2 separate regions of the Mus musculus genome follow, and region 2 is linked to region 1. The links are chromatin loops, found by intact Hi-C in ENCODE. Cell type or tissue: heart. All regions are shown on one strand.

Evidence for each region. Hi-C counts contacts between places; a loop is a spot of excess contacts. Peaks named below come from ENCODE experiments on the same cell type or tissue, not always from the same donor. Only the 100,000 strongest peaks of a DNase experiment are listed, where the experiment ranks them.
Region 2: it touches region 1 in a loop (1.9-fold over the local background); 1 of 42 quality-filtered maps calls a loop at or near these places.

Annotation. Positions count from the first base shown.
Region 1 is chr15:51,874,915-51,879,914 of GRCm38, reverse strand. It overlaps Utp23 (UTP23 small subunit processome component), which reads right to left and starts at 2,474. Exons shown (of 3, transcript NM_030132.5): 1 at 2,205-2,474. The coding sequence starts at 2,392. In heart, a CTCF peak has its summit at 2,499; a DNase peak (open chromatin) is centred at 2,484; H3K4me3 peaks cover 1,594 bases; H3K27ac peaks cover 1,022 bases.
Region 2 is chr15:51,805,075-51,810,074 of GRCm38, reverse strand. All of the region lies in intron 2 of Eif3h (eukaryotic translation initiation factor 3, subunit H), which reads left to right. Among named protein-coding and RNA genes, the nearest start is that of Gm41320, 33 kb to the right of the region's middle. In heart, no CTCF peak of the experiment used is centred here; no DNase peak of the experiment used is centred here.

The DNA of each region.
Region 1 (5,000 bases):
AGACGGGGACAACAAGAATGGGCTTTCTGGGACCAGCAAATGCTGGGTATCAGGGTCTTCAATCTTGTGTTGGTTGACAAATTCCCAAAGTAGCTGGGTGGTGGTTGTGCACACCTTTAATCTCAGCACCTGGGAGGCAGAGGCAGAGAGAGGGGCAGAGGGGCAGAGGGGCAGAAGCAGAAAGAAGCAGAGGCAGGTGATCTCTGAGTTTGAGGCCAGCCTGGTCTATAGAGCATGTTTCAGAACAGCCAGGGCTACACAGAGAAATCTTGTATAAAACAAACAAACAAAAAACCAAAACAACAACAACAAAAAACCAACCAACTAAACAAACAAAATCCCAAACCACAAAAAAAACAAAAATTCCCAAAGTTAAGTGGTTGTTGTCCTTTCTCTTCTTCCTCCTTGAGAATGGCTCTTGCCAGGCCTTCTTCAAACTCATGGTACTCCTCCTGACTCAGCCTTGCAGAGTATTTGTATCACAGGTGTAACCTCCCTTGAGTGACTCCGTAGTTGAAGTCCTTGGGGAACTATGACATGTACATGTAGTACTTCCCGCCTGGTTGTATCACAGCACGGGACTGTTAGTATTGGTATGGCACGTGGGAGGAAACAAACTACTTACATTCAGAAGCAGCTAATCCAGGGACAGAGGCTGTTAAAAGCTGTACAGGCAGCTCCTAAGGCTAAAGGGATCATATTTAAAAGTTTGTGTGTGTTGGGCTGGGTGATGGTGGTGCCACACACCTTTAATCCCAGATTTCAGAAGGCAGAGGCAGGAGAATCTCTGAGTTCAAGGCCATCCTGATATACAAAGTGAGTTCCAGGGCAGCCAGGGATACACAGGGAAACCCTGTTTTGAAACCATCACCTAGACTCCAAAAAAAAAAAAAATTTTTTTTATGTATATGTGGGTGGTTAGCTGTAGAGGCCAGAAGAGGGTGTTGGAGCCCCTGGAGCTGGAGTTACAAGCAGTTGTGAGACCCCTGACAGTGATGCTAGGAACCATCTCAGGTCCTCTGGAAGGGCAGGAAGCATGCTTAACAACTGAGCCATCTTTCCAGCCTGAGATTAAAACTTTGAGGTTATCTGCAACTCGGAAAGAGCATTACTTAAGAAATTCTAAATGTGGAAGGCTGTTTACTGCAAAGTAGAACATGAACAGCACACGTCACGGCTTGACTCGGACAAATGTATAAAGAACACCTTAACTGGCTATTTGTAAGCTGTAGTTGAACTCAATTTATTTACTTAAATAAATATTCCACAAAAACTACTAAAATTCTTATTCATGGTCTAGCTTCAGTTTACCTTTTCCCTATTTTCATGTCCCATAATATTAGATATAATATATATCTTCAAGTCCCAAAATTAAATATGGTTCAGGCATCAACCAATTCTATTTGTTCAAAAGTTCTCTAAAACAATAACATTACTATTTCTATCATTGAAAACAGACATTTCCTCCTCAGTTCTAAACAAGCCTCAGAGGGGGTCGAACATCGATTCTATGAGACCTTTTAAAATAACCCCCACCCGCACCCCCCACGCCCACCCCTCTCACACACTCCTGCTCCCGGGTGTGCTACCCTAGGTGTGCTCTCTTACATGAAGTGAGGAGGCACAGATGTGGAGTGAAAAACAGCCATCAGGAGTTGACTTTACAGCCCATGAAGGCTAAGGCTAGGCCTTCGTCTTGCCCACTAAGGTGTCCTCAGGGTCTGGAGCAGTGATTGCCATTTGGTTGGTACTTTAAAAATGGCCTTGGGTAAAGTTTTTAATATCTCCAGCCTTGACTTCTTTTCCTAGGAATTGAAGATAAAACCTCACTGGCAGTTGGAAGGCTTGAAAACCTTTGGGTTATAAGTAACAACCGCCACAGAATGGGTGTTAGCTTTTGGATGTTGAGAAATGTCCAATGTAAATGATACCTCACGTGACTTTATATCAACTTTGAAGAAGTTATGCTCTCTACAGCTACACCATTTCTTGCCTGAGACCACACAGCTGGTTTTAATTGGAACCAGAAGTCCAAGTCAGGTCCACATGTTACCTGTTCTGATTTTTCTCAGAAATAACTGAATATTCACAAGGCACAGTACCATCTGCCTGACTTTTCGGTCAGTCGCGGCCCAAGGTAACCGACTTGGTTGGCACCGTGGAGAACTCTGGGCCACACCCGCGACCCCGCCCCGCAGACCCACCTCGTGGTGCACAGCTGGGTCTCTCCCATAAGGTAGCGGGGCAGCTGGTCCCGCAGCTGGATGCGACCCCGCAGCGCCGCCTGGCAGAAAGTGCCATCCAGAAGGATCTGGTAGGGCTCGCGGACTCCGAAATTGTTGCGGAAAAAGCCGAGATGCTTCTTGGCGTGTTTCTGCCTGGTGATCTTCATGCCTGTTTAAGCCACCGGACTCACCGGCACCAGCCTCACTTCCGCACTCCTAGAAATTTGTATTTCCCGGAACGAAGCCCCTTCGACCCGGAAGTACACTCCCTTATTTCCACAGCCCGCCTCTCGGATTCTGTAGTTCGCAAAGGAACGACCACTCCCACTTCCTAGCGCGAGCTTTAGGGGGCGGAGCTTTCTGTGCAGAGGAGCCTCGGAGTGCGCAAATTGGCGCAGGTTGGCACATGCACACTCGCGAGCTGGACTAATAGTCCTTGCTTTGTGTAGCTCTTTGCCTGACACTTAGGAAGTCTCTAAAAGACTAGTAATATGAAAATAACTAATTATGGTACCATTGACCCAGGCACTTTGTAACTTGCCATTCACTATGTATCATTCCCAAGAATGTTTTTAGTTTCCAAGTGAAGAAAATGAGCCAAGGTTGGACGACCTTAACTTGGGAGGTTTTGCTGGTCTTCAAGGAAGCAAAGGGCACGTGGTTCCTAAGCGTCTGGAGCTCACACTGACTCCTTGATGTTCACGGGTATTTTACAACACCTTACGAATGAACTGATTCTATGGTAAAAAGGTGTTACCCAAATTGACAGCACAGTCTCTAACTCATCCTGGAGAACCCAATTGACATAAATTTGCTGGTTGTGGTGGCGTACACATCTTTAATCCCAGGAGGCAGAGGCAAGAAGGTTTCTGAGTTCCAGGACAGCCTGATCTTCATAGTGAGTTCCAAAGCAGCCAGAGTTACACATTGAGATCTTCTCTTGGAAAACAAATAAACTAAACAGCCAAATTAATATTTAAAAAAAGGATTTCCATAGTGTGGCCAAACGGAGGTGCCAGTCATTATGACAGTCAATCTCTGAGGTCCTGAAGTGAAATTAAAGTGTACATAGGTAGCCAGGGACATGAATATCTAACTCATTGGTTCTCAACCTGCCTAATATAGCCCTTTAATATATTTCCTCAAGTGTGGTGTGTGTCAATCATAAAATCAATTTCATTGCTACTTCATAACTGTAACATTGTTGCTGCTATGATTCATAATGCCAATATCTGCGTTTTCTGATGGTATTAGGAGACCCTGTGAAAGAGTCTTTTGAACCTCAAGGGCTCAGGACCCACAGGTTGAGAAATGCTGAATTCTAACCAACCTTGGTTAATATGTGGCACTGTCCATCATTTTTTAAGACTTTGGTCCTACCCTGGAAGGTGTTCTAAGAAGGCATTAAGACTGGGAAATCTCTTTCCCAGAAGACAAATTAAATTCCCTCTTGGTGTCAGGCTCTGCGTCTTTTCCTTCTTCCAGCATGAAATTGCCATTTCTTAGGGTCAGTTGTTTCAATTTGAGGGACACGAAAGAATATCTTCAAGTTCTGCTGGGCCAGTTACAGAGCCATTATTTGTATCTTCTCATCCCAAAGCCAAGCCTGAGTGCCTCAGTGTTTTAGGAGAATTTCCAAGAGTTTCATTTCCCGAAAGTTTGTTGAGTTGGAGGCCTGATCTCAATTTCATAGACGTTTTTCTGTCCGGAGTTTCTAACATAGGAAAAATACATACTGGGTTAAAATTGAAAGACACACACACACACACACACACACACACACACACACCCCTAATTTAAATACTTTCGAAGTTACTTAACCAATTTAGTTAAATGAAGACAATGAATAAGGAGTTTTCAAATTTGATTAACTGTGTAGGGTATCCACTCTAAGGTAAAAGAATCAAAGACTGGAGAGTATGGAGTTTGCATTTTTGTCTCTGGCTGGAATCTGTCCCAGATCTAGTCTTGGCCAATTTGGCCAAAGATTGAAGGAACTTTTTTTTTTTAATGACTTATAATGTGATTGAAATGTATTGCTTGCATTTGGCCCTTTATTTCAATTTATAGGTTTATGGAATTGAACTAAGGTACTCTATAAAGTCAGTCCTGACCTGAAACCCAGTACTACCATGAGATGGCTGCTTTCATTTAATGGAAAATAAAATTAGGGGTTTGAAATCATGAGATGCTGTAGAAGGGCTGGTTTCATAGTCCTTAAGCATAATTGTCAGTATTTTCTACTTTAATCCTTCCTTTATCCCTGTATGCACACTCTCTGCCCTGAATGGACTCTCATGACAAAGAAATATCATCCCAACCTCGTAAAACAATTAAAAGCTTTAAAAACAAAAAACAAAAAAAAAAGACTTTCTTTCTACCTAGATCTAACTTCTAGTCACTTTTTAGTTCTAAAAAGATATGGGATGCCACTAAAAATTTGAATCATATTCTAGGGTGTTTTGTTGTTGTTGTTATTGTTTTTTATTTTAATTTGCGGAACTACATCATAGTCTTTTCCAAGTTCTATGTTTGACTGCCAATTTGCACACTTATCCTTCTTACCAAGTACAAGAGAGCCTTGTAACAGTGATCATCAAGTTTGGAATCATTTTCTATTGACTTAAAAACCAAAACAAAACATTGTCCCTGGGTATGTAGGGAAAGCCTTAGGGCGCTTGCTTAAGATAGCCATTTCTATAGCAGCTTGAAGTTCTGAGACTCTCCCAGGTGGCACCTGAAATATGCATAGTAATGAACTCTACATAGGCTGTG
Region 2 (5,000 bases), 70 kb after region 1:
TTTATGAGCTTCAGGTTCTATAAAGACAAGTCTCACTAGTGACTTAGACGTCTGTGTAAAAACGCTACAGGTTAAGATGAGTATGCTGTTTGGTGGCGAGACTGTAGGTCTACATACACCTACATGTACATCCATGCAGCAGAATAAGAAACTCTTTCACATTTCTCCTAGAAGCTGTTCTCTCAAACTCTGCCCGGCATGTTTCTCACACGTGGGTGGACCCCAGCCTCTGCATTCTGGGCCCTCACTACAACCAGCCCTAGTATCCCAGCTCTGGTCTTAGCACTTGCCAGGAGGTGTGGGTTCTTCCCTGTCTACCACAGGAAACACTCATCTGGATCCTGTCCCTTCGGCTTGTCTGTGTTTCCTTCCTGATCTCAGCTGGAGGAAAGGAAGAATTGTCCTGCTGAGTCTCCTGCTGACAGCTGGTATTTTCTCTGAACCTTTTGGCCCGTCTTTCATGTCTTCCATAAAGGCATCTCTTTGGTGCTCTGTGCTGATCTGTGCTACTCTATAGCTGTCCACCAACTGGAACGCTTACTGCCTTACCCCTAGGCTCCATCCTGCCTCATGCCCACAGGGATCAGCCTTGTTCTTAAAACCTGTGAACCTCTTTTGGATCTTAAGCTTCTCTTTGAGAATTTTGGTGAGAGCTTTAAGTCCTCTTTTATGAACATCATATGCGTGTGATTTTTACCTGCCTTGGGTTGGGTACTGCCTTTTAAACCGTATCTAAACAGGAAATGAAGAATGATGTTGCCGGGCAGTGGTGGCGCACGCCTAGCACTTGGGAGGCAGAGGCAGGCAGATTTCTGAGTTCCAGGACAGCCACGGCCACACAGAGAAACCCTGTCTCAAAACAAACAAACAAACAAACAAACAAACAAACAAACAAAAAGAACCGTGATGTTTAAGTAAGCCACGCATTCTTACCTTCAGAGCTATTGTAAGTTGGCCTGAAAGATTTCTATGTGGCCATTTCTCAGCATGAGGCTCTGTGATCTCTATTCCATTAAATCTTTGGAAGAAACACAGTGCGCATGGGAGGAGGTGGCAGGTGAGTCGTGGGACTGTGATTATGAAGACATGACACCTTTCTTATGGAAGGAGCCCCGAGGAGATGATCTTCTCTCTTCCTAGTTTGACAACAGCACTGCTACTTTGCACGTTTCCCAGCGTCTTTCTCTTCATACTGCAGCTGAGGAAGCTCATTGTAGTCAGTAGTCATTTTCTTCATACTTAGTGGGGTTTGTTTGTTTCCTTCCAAGTCAGGGCTCTGTGTCATGGAACCTGCTCAGTTTGTCTTTGAACTCAGAGATCTGCCTGCCTCTTCCTCCTGAGTGCTGGGATTAAAGGATTGTGCCACCACTGCCTGGCCAAATCTAGTGTTTTTAATACTGACTTTAAAATACAAATGTTAATATTTAAGGGAAAACTGAACTTACCTGTGGACAGTTAGGGTTGTAGGAATGGAACATGGCTCTTCAGCAAAACACAGTGCATTTGCTTTCAGTCACCTCATGGACAGGGGCTCATTTCCTCTGTCTTAAAATGGAATCAGGAGATAGAAACCTGTATAGTACAATGTAATTATATTGTTACATGCACAGTAATAATAGAACATTCAAGGTTACCTAGTCCTGAAATCTAATTTCTGTAGCTTGTCTCTCTTTTTATTGAATCTGTTCTTTATTGTACAGAATATAATTAGCTTATAATCTTAGTACCTACAAGTATTTTTCCTTTTGTAATCTTTCTCATGGTAGATTGTATTCTGGCCACATTCATATTTATACTTGTAAGTTTAGTTTCATGAGATGAATGTTAATGAAGTCATACTCTGTCTCTTCTGGTCAGGTACAGTCAGTCTCCTTTGTCTTCTCATTTTCTGTAATCTCAAAGTAGAAATGATATGTCAGGACTTTATTCAATGTTTGAGCATCAAATTAAACAAACCCAATTTTCCAAAACATTTGATTTTGAGCCAAGGTAAGTGCTGTTTCCTTGAGATTCTAGGTATTTCTGAGCACTGGGTGATGGGAACAAGCTCTTTATTTCTTCATGAGGTGATGTGTCATATCAGACTTGGAATTAATTATCCTATTTAACCCTCTCTAATACTCCAGGAAGGAGAGTGCCCCCTCTCTGTTAATAGTGCTAACAAAATAATCAGATGGAAATGATAGTAAACAATTAAGAAGGCAAACCTCTTTGATCTTTCTCCATGGCAGAGACAGTAGCATTGCTGGTTCAGGCATTTCTTTATGACGGTTCCTTTTAGGCCGCAGGCATAACCGGTGGTTTCCGTACCGGTGTTTGTATCCGAACAGATTCCTAGTCTACGTTGGTTCACTTTGCCTCTCAAATGAACGTTTCCCATGCCATTAATCTCCCCGTCAGTGTTTCAATGATTTTAGCTGTGTTAAAAATGACTTCTCATCCAAGTGCATTTGACTGTAAACTGAGTAAAGGTGTGGTAGGCTGATGGCTCAATGTTCGTGCACCGAAGAAGAAGCTGGAAGCACATTGCAGGCTGGGAGTGATGGTCACTCTAGACTACCTGTTTCTACCTGTTTCTGGCAGAGTCGGTTCAGCAGAGGGTCAGTTTGCATTTGGAGGTTTGTCTTCTAAAAGTGCTGTCAGTACCATGCTTTTGGAAGTTGAAATCATTATTTTCTACTTGGTGAAGTTAAGCTACTAAAAGACAAATTGTGTGCTATCTATCATCAGTTCCCGAGTAAGGAAGACACTTTCCAGAAGATACCACCATGGCTTTCAGGCCCCTAGTTCAGACCGTGCTTCCAGCTAAGGTCAGTGATTCTATGAGTCACTTGACACCAACCTTCTGTAATCTGCAAGCAGTCCTAGGTCATCATTAGCTTTCTTTTGAATATTTAGTATGTTCGGCATTGGTGTGTCTCACTCTGGTTTTTTGATTTGCTTTTTGAATTGGAGACTGAAGTTGATGCACAGATCCATATAGGAGAAACTTTGATTCAGTTTGACAGTCGTTCCTTCTCATATATATCCCCACCCTCAGTACACTATTTTTATTGTTTTGAAAAGTACTCATGACCCCATTCTCTCCTTGCACATTAAAAAAAAAATCCAGAGTTATAGCATTGTCAAGTCAAGATATTATTTATTGTAGAAATAAGAGTCCATTTTTTAAAACTACACAATCGTTTTTATTGAAGCTACATGTGGAAACTATATTTAGGGCTAGATACTAAAGAAAATCTCGTCTACTTGAGATATTTTGAGGTATTTCTCTCTTATTGGACAATGTAAATGATAGCACTTCCCGTCTTGTTTTGATAGCTGGAATGCCAAGAACCAGAAGTTACCCGTGCTGAGTCACTCTGCTCACTCCTAATTCCTGTGTTCTCTTCGCTAATGCATACTTTTCCTGACCTGATATGACTGGTTATTTTATATAATTTAGCAAAAGCTACTTCATACCCTTTGTAGATTGGGGTAGGGCATAAACACACAGACAGTTTTCTGATAATTGTTGCCTTTTTTAGTAGATTATCAACACTCCATTCCTTCAGAGTATTTGTAGCATCTCGTTTTTTTTCATCAACTACATTTTCTTTTTCTTTTTTTTAAAATATTTTTTATTACGTATTTTCCTCAATTACATTTCCAGTGCTATCCCAAAAGTCCCCCATATCCTCCCCCCCACTCCCCTACCCACCCACTCCCAAGCATCTCGTTTTATAATCACACTAACCTTGTAGAAGTGCCTCCTAGATGGCTGTAAATATGAAAGAGATATTTTCTGCCTTACGAAAGGGCCTTATGAAGTATTTTGTCCACACCCAGGATTCTCAACTGCTTTGCCTGGCATATACTATGCTGGAATGGTCAGAAAGTCATTTTGTGGCAGTTTTTCATGTAGTAAAGAGTCTGTCTCTGATCCCATGCAGGTAAATTAATTTGAGATACACAAGTGTCAGATGACACACAGTTAACTTCCCAATAGATTTCCTAGCTGTATTTTAAGATTTAAGCTGTATTTTAAGATCCTGATTAAGAAGACAGGACGAAGATCTGCTATTCTCTTACTTTCTTCTGTTTTATGGGCAACTCCTTAAACCATAAAGGTTCCTTATACCAGCACCACCCCCCAAATATTCCATTAATTGTCAAAAGCTCTTAATAGTTTAAAAAAAATAAACTAGTGACCACCCTCTTGCCTTACTTCTAGTTCCTTGTCCCCAGCCTGACATTCAAAAGAAATTATTTTGCCAGAATTCATATTTAGTTGAAGGACTATATCTAACCAATCAGGACAAAGGCAATATTTTGCCATTTCTTTTAAATAGGACAGTGTAGTTTCTAGGTAAAGAATAACTTATATTGGACACTTTATTGTGAAAAATTGAGCCATTACCAAAATTCAAAGCCGTCCCAGGAGTGGCATTACTAACAGATGTGTTAATTGAAACAAGGGATGAATGCATGATACAGACGGGGTGAAGAGAGTATGGAACTTTTGAGAAATCTGTGTATTCCATAATTCTCTCCACCCAAAGTAGACTGTATTTAATTCTTTTTTCAAATGCACATTCTGTTTGCTTAAATCTACATCTGCTACTAGCTTTGAACATTGCCCGGAACGTATGTGCGGCTTGGCAGCGAGTCTCACTATGAAAAAGCAAGTACAGAATAAAGTTTGTCTTGCTAAATCGTCACAGACTGAGTGCTCCTTGACATCCCATGGAGCTGCGGGGAAAGAGACTTGTGATTGTTTTCTTTAACGTCCTCTCCTGGCCATAGTGCCTGAACAGATAGGAGAGTTTTATATATTACACTTTGACAATATGAAAATGTCTGTTGAAATCATTAGTTTGTTTCAGGGCCATTGTGTGATTTTGCTTGTTCTTAAGGCCATTTGCATCTTCTGATTGGGTTTTCCCCTTTGCTGTGAAGTGTGTGCTCTATCACTATGTCTGCCTGCTTGCTTGATCTGAGCCAGCATTTAATGACAACTC